Regions from separate parts of the Mus musculus genome. Here region 2 is linked to region 1. Evidence: chromatin loops called from intact Hi-C (ENCODE). Cell type or tissue: heart. All regions are shown on one strand. Each heading gives the region's core, and the rest is flanking DNA. Links, peaks and the distances in the headings are about the cores only.

Evidence for each region. Peaks named below come from ENCODE experiments on the same cell type or tissue, not always from the same donor. Only the 100,000 strongest peaks of a DNase experiment are listed, where the experiment ranks them.
Region 2: it touches region 1 in a loop (2.0-fold over the local background); 8 of 42 quality-filtered maps call a loop at or near these places.

The regions. Positions count from the first base shown.
Region 1 is chr6:146,886,860-146,889,767 of GRCm38, forward strand. Ppfibp1 (PTPRF interacting protein, binding protein 1 (liprin beta 1)) reads left to right here and starts at 1,635. Exons shown (of 31, transcript NM_001355728.1): 1 at 1,635-1,824. In heart, for the core only: no CTCF peak of the experiment used is centred there; DNase peaks (open chromatin) are centred at 1,592 and 2,482; H3K4me3 peaks cover 1,747 bases; H3K27ac peaks cover 1,811 bases.
Region 2 is chr6:146,960,583-146,963,490 of GRCm38, forward strand. The region is part of intron 2 of Ppfibp1 (PTPRF interacting protein, binding protein 1 (liprin beta 1)); the gene reads left to right. Among named protein-coding and RNA genes, the nearest start is that of 1700034J05Rik, 7.6 kb to the left of the region's middle. In heart, for the core only: a CTCF peak has its summit at 1,446; a DNase peak (open chromatin) is centred at 579; H3K27ac peaks cover 1,814 bases.

The sequences.
Region 1 (2,908 bases), core at 98-2,597:
AATGAGGGACATTGTGAATCCATTGTGGTAGAATGGCGAATGTGCGACGTCATTAATCAAAGAACACACAATAAAGCCAGCTGAAAAGTCACATGTCACACACCTTAATCCCAGCATCTGGGATTAGTGGAAGAAGGTTCCTGAGTTCAAGGCTGGCCTATGTTACATAGTGAGTTCAAGGATAGCTTCAGCTACTTAAGAATCTGTCTCAAGAAAACTAAAATCAAACCCCCCAGTCAACACATACACAAACACACCACCTTCCGTTCCCCAGGGTGGTGGCAGCGGCGGCGGTGGGGGCTGGGGAGGCTCATAGCCAACAAAAAGCTAACAGAAACTAATCATATTCTGTATCCATAAAGCTGCTTTTCATTATTCAGTTCAGTTCTGGGTCTGACAGGGGAAACTGAAAGAAGGGCTCCTGAGAATCTCCCTGACTTTGCAGCCAAGAGGATTACACAGCTGATATCCACCAGAGGGTAAATAGTAGTTAATTCTTAATTGTTAGCTCAGTCACTGCAATTGGTTCAACAGTAATTATTATCATGTGGTTTGAACTCAGTTGTGAGGGTTCTCCCTTTTCAGTTGTGCATCAAAACAGAAGCCTTATGGGACTTAAAAAGTTCAGCATAGGGCCTGAAGAGATGGCCAAACAGTTAACCTCTTCTGCTCTTTTTGCAGAAACACTTGAGTTCAGCCCACAGCCCCTATCTCACAACTGGGAGAATTCAATGCTTCTAGCCTCCATGGGTACACACACATACTACACATAATTAAACAAAATAACAAAAATAGCTGGGTGTGGTGGTACACATCTTTGATTTGAATAGTTTGAGGCGGAGGCAGGCAGATAGCTGTTCAAGACCAGTCTGGTCCACACACAGTTTCACGACAGGACAAACAACAACAACAAACTCCAACAAAAATAATAATAAAAAATCTTTAAAAAGCAGGTTATTGCTGAGTGTGGGCCTGTAACCTCAGCTATTAGGAAGGCTAAGGTAAAAAGATAACAATTTGAAGACCAGCCTTGATATGTGTCACAGCGGGGGGGGGGAGAGGGGGGGAAAACCTCGAAAAAATATAAATAGTAAAACATTTACCCCCTCCCTCTGGAGAGTTCATTTTATTTCTCTGGAAGCTTGCGTGTCTTTTTATTTTTATTTTTGTCTCGTTACTAAATGCAAAAGCAGCCACGTGGTTGAGCGCCGCTAGATGACCACGCGGAACTAGGGTGGCCACCTCTGGGATCCTCGTCCGCTCAGTCTCTGTAAGTCCTCAGTTTCCCCTCCGGGGCCTTTTACTTTATCCGCGGGGCTCCCCGCCCGCCACGTCCGCTCGGTCCGCGACACAGAGGCGTTCTTTCGGGATGAGCGTCGCTTCTGACCCGGGAAGAGCTGCGAGCGACCGCCCGGCTCAGCGCAGCCCTTTATCCGCGCCCTACGGACCGCAGCGGACCGGGCGCGCTCCCCACCGACGCCCACTCCCAGCTCCGCTGGGCTCGGCCAGGAATGTGGGAGACCAGGCGCCGCCTCGGAGTGACCGCGCGCCCGGCCAATCAGCGGGCCGCAAGCGCGAGGCCCCGCCCCCTCCGCCCCTGGGGCTGGTTCCCGCCGGGGGAGGGGCGGGGCGGTGGGACGAGGAGGACCGAGGGGAGGCGGCACCTGGGCGGCGGTGATGTCAGCCGGGCGCTGTGCTCCGGCCCCGGCTCCTGTCGCCGTGTAGGGCGCGGGGGCGGCCGCGTCGAGAGTGGCGATCTGGCAGCCGGGCGGGTCCCGGGAGGCGGAACTGCAACTTGTGGAGCTCGGCGGCCCTCCGCCTCAGGTAAGCCAGCCGCGGGCGGTTCCTTCTGCGACCCGCGCCCGCGTTCTCGGGGATCTCTAGTGAGTGGGGGGCAGCAGCTTCGGGGTGACAGGAAGGGCTCGTCTGGGTCCTCGGTTCCCTCACCCGGACTCCCCACAGCACAGAACTCCAGTCAGGGAAGTGTGCTCGGACTCCCCCAGAGACTCCAGTCAGGGAAGTGTGCTCCCAGCTCACACCCAGACTCCCCTCCACAGACTCCAGTCAGGGAAGTGTGCTCCCAGCTCACACCCGGTCTCTCCTTCACACCACAGTCTCCAGTCAGGGAGATGTGCTCCCAGTTCACACCCGGTCTACCCCCCCCAGCACCCCCCCCCCCAGACTCCAGTTAGGGAAGTGTGTTCCCAGCTCACATCCAGACTTCCCTCCACAGCCTGCAGCCAGGGAAGTGTGCTCCCAGCTCACACCCGGACTCCCCGACCCCTTACACACCCACAGTCTCCAGCCAGGGTAGTATAAGCCCATCTCATACTCGTCCCCTCACCATACCATAGACTCTGAATCACAGAACTCCAATCAGTGAAGTGTGCTGGGACCCCACGCCTCAGAATCCCCACCACACCACAGCCTCCAGTCAGAGAAGTGTGCTTCCAGCTCACTCCTGGACTCCCCACCACACCACAGACTCCAGTCAGGGAAATGTGCTGGGACCCGAACACCCCAGAATCCTAGTACCATGGAACTCTAGTCAGGGACATGCGCACAGTTTTACACAGTGGGTATCTCACCACGCCACAGACTCATTCAGGACAGTGTGAGCCCATTTCACACTTGTCCTCCCACCACACCATAGACTCTGATACCACAGAACTCCAATTACAGAAGTGTTCTGGGACCCTACACCCCAGAGTCTCCACCACACCACAGACTTCAGTTAGGGAATTTTCGTGGGACCCCACACCCCGGAACTACTCCAATAATACCATACGCTCCATTCAGGGAACTGCAATGGGACCCAGACTCCCTGTAATATACCCCAGATTCCAGTCAGGGGACTGTGGTGGAACCCCAGAATCCCTATATAATACTGCAGAGCCACGCCACACAT
Region 2 (2,908 bases), core at 95-2,594, 74 kb after region 1:
GATTGGGTTAGGTCTCACCCTAAAGGTTTCATTTAACCTGAATTAGTTCTTTGAAGATTCTGTGTCCATATAAGGACACATTCTGAGTTTGTGAGAGTTGGGACTTCAATATACAACTTTTGGGGGAGACACAGTTGAGCTCATCACAGACTGTGATGAAGTTAGCTTCACAGAGATAGCAGGCTTGTTTGGGAGTCTTCCATAAACCCAGAAAAAAAATTCTAAGTTGACTGAGTTTTGCTCCCTTTCTGGACCCACAGAATGCCGTGGTGCTGGTTTCTACAGTCAGCACCACTCTTGGTCTTGTGTTTGGTGGAAGATCTAATGCAGTCTAAGCTCCGAGCTTATCACAGTCTCGCTTGATGATTGTGCTGTGTTTTTTAATGCTTGTTGTATCGTTGCTTGATGTGTTGTTTCAGCTCCACCTTTCTTGCGTATTCCTTGTCAAGCACAGGAGCCTCGTTTGGCTGTGTACTGTTGACATTTTCAGCCCTCCAATGCTTTAGATGGACTGTTCATCCCAAGAGTTCACAGCTGCCTTTTCTGGCAGATCTCTCAGCTGTTTGGATGCTGTCTGTGATGCTGTCAAGAAGTGGGATGTGTTTGTTTTCCCTTCTGCACTCTCCCATGTCTTTGGCTGTTCCGGATATCTGTCACAAAGTCCCTCTCTCTACAGCTCTTGGCACCTGCCCTAGTCTGTACCTCAGCTATGCTTTTAAATGCACCCCATTCCTCATCGCTAAGTGCATCATGTTTGTGTCACTGGTGCCCACTGTCTCAGTCCTGGGCACTGAGATAACAACTATGTTTTGTTTTCCCAGCCAGAGACCAGGCAACACTAAATCATTTCTCCCTTCTGTTGGGTTAGTCAGGTTTTGTCTCCCCTGACAAATATTCTAAAATATTGTTTCAATAAAACTGTGTTTTAATAATTTAAACTGTCATGCCTGCAGGAAATGGAGTTTAGGCAGGATGGGTAACATTCCTCCCTGTTAACATCACCTGTCATCCAGACCGTACTAGACCTGTAGCATTGAAGAGGGAAAGGGGCCCAGAGTCCTTTTCTTGTATAAAAGGCTGCTGTAACCATTACTGTTGAGGTGAAGTAGAATATTGAAGCCTCTCTGCTGTACAGGGAATACATGCATTTCCCCAGGCAGAGGTTGCTCTCTGTTGCTGTTTGACAGTCACTGACTCTACCCCACTAAGTACTTTCTAAACAAGGCATTCGCTACAGCCGAGGATCTTTGCTTAGCTTACGTTCCCACCCTGCCTCTTTCAGTCTCTTAGGAGAAAGTTGCTTCTTGGAGAATTCTCCTCTGGAACCAAAGTCAGCTTGCATGTACTTTACCCTACTGGCTCATTTGCTGCTAAAATGAGATGTAATGAGTGACAGTCATTTTCCCCTAGTGCTTTTATGATGTGCTTTACTGCCACAGCGTGGCCAACCCTCAAAGGAGCAAGCCATGTATTTTAATAAAACTGATATGCAGTAAGATTAGCCATCAGAATTTGCCTTTAAATGTGGGTTTCCTCCCTCACGTTGTGCCTCTCATGAGATTATTTAGACCTTGAGCCTGCTTGTATCTGAGAAGAAACAGGCCTGGGACCTTACTCTCCAGAGAAATATCAGATACTCAGAGGCTCTGCTGCTAGTCGGGGAGGCTAAGGGCTAACCCTGACAGTTAAGTTGCATTAAGCTTTGCTGATAGCCTGAAAACCTTCCAGAGCTTCCCAGATGTTGGGCTGTTAGGAGGGGGCCATGGCTTTCAGTCTCCACGGGGTGATTGAGTGGTCCCGAAGATAACCTCTGAAGAAGCAAAGCTCACAGGATCCTATCTTAAATTCCAGTTTCTCATGGGCCTGCCTGCATCTGACTTTTTTTTTTTTCTTAGAATATAAATTATCAAACTAACACCCAGGCTGACATCTTCTCAGCAGGCTGACATCTCCCTTGCCTTCTCCATACCTTTCATACAGCTTTATTCCTTGGGCCTGGGCCTGAGATCTTAGCTCTTGAGGTGACTATTCTAGAGCCAGTCTCCCTTCCTGTCTTCTGGGAAGACTGTCTCAGCACAGATTTGTACTGTTCAGCCTTCAGTTTCCCTCTCACCATTGTCTAAGCCTAAGACTTCTCTCACTTGTGTCTACACACCAGGACCTACAACAAGTTCTGGATACATGGTGAGCTGAACAGGAATTCCAAATCAGGTTATCTCCTCTCCTGCAAACGAGAGCCCTGGGCTATGGCTCTTCTAAACTACTCCTGGCTTATCAAGGACCCACTTGCTTGTCCAGATGGCTCGGTTGTCACAGGTGGCAAAAGCAAGAGGCTGCCTGCAGACTTTTCTATTCATTCTCAACCTGGTGATAATTTCAGACCAGTAGGAAAGGAAGGGAAGTAGAGCCTGAAATCACAGAGATCTGGTCCTGGGAGAAATTAGAACAACAACAACAACAATGAAAATCGACTATGACAGGTTTCACTTAAACAAACAACAGCTATGTAACCAGGTTCATAAATATTTTTACACTTAATTTGAAGTAGAAGCTTTGAAGATTTATATTCAATAATCGAGAGTGATCATTTGTTTCATTGAGGAAAACACAAAACATCCATGTACTGATTGAGGGGAGGAATTGATGCTCTTGGTTAGTGGAAAGATTTTTAAAATTTATTAGAGATTTATTTTTATTTTTAACGTGTATGTATAGATGTGTCTTTGTGTAGGTATGTGCACATGTGCGCACAAGTGCCTGTGGAGCCCAGACGAGAGCCTTCAGTTCCCTGTGGCTGGAGCTACGGGTGATTATGAGCTTGCTGACTTGGGTGCTGAGAACTCCACGTGGGTCCTCTTCAAGAAAAACTCACGCTCTCAATCACTGAGCCATCTCTGTAGCCCCGAGT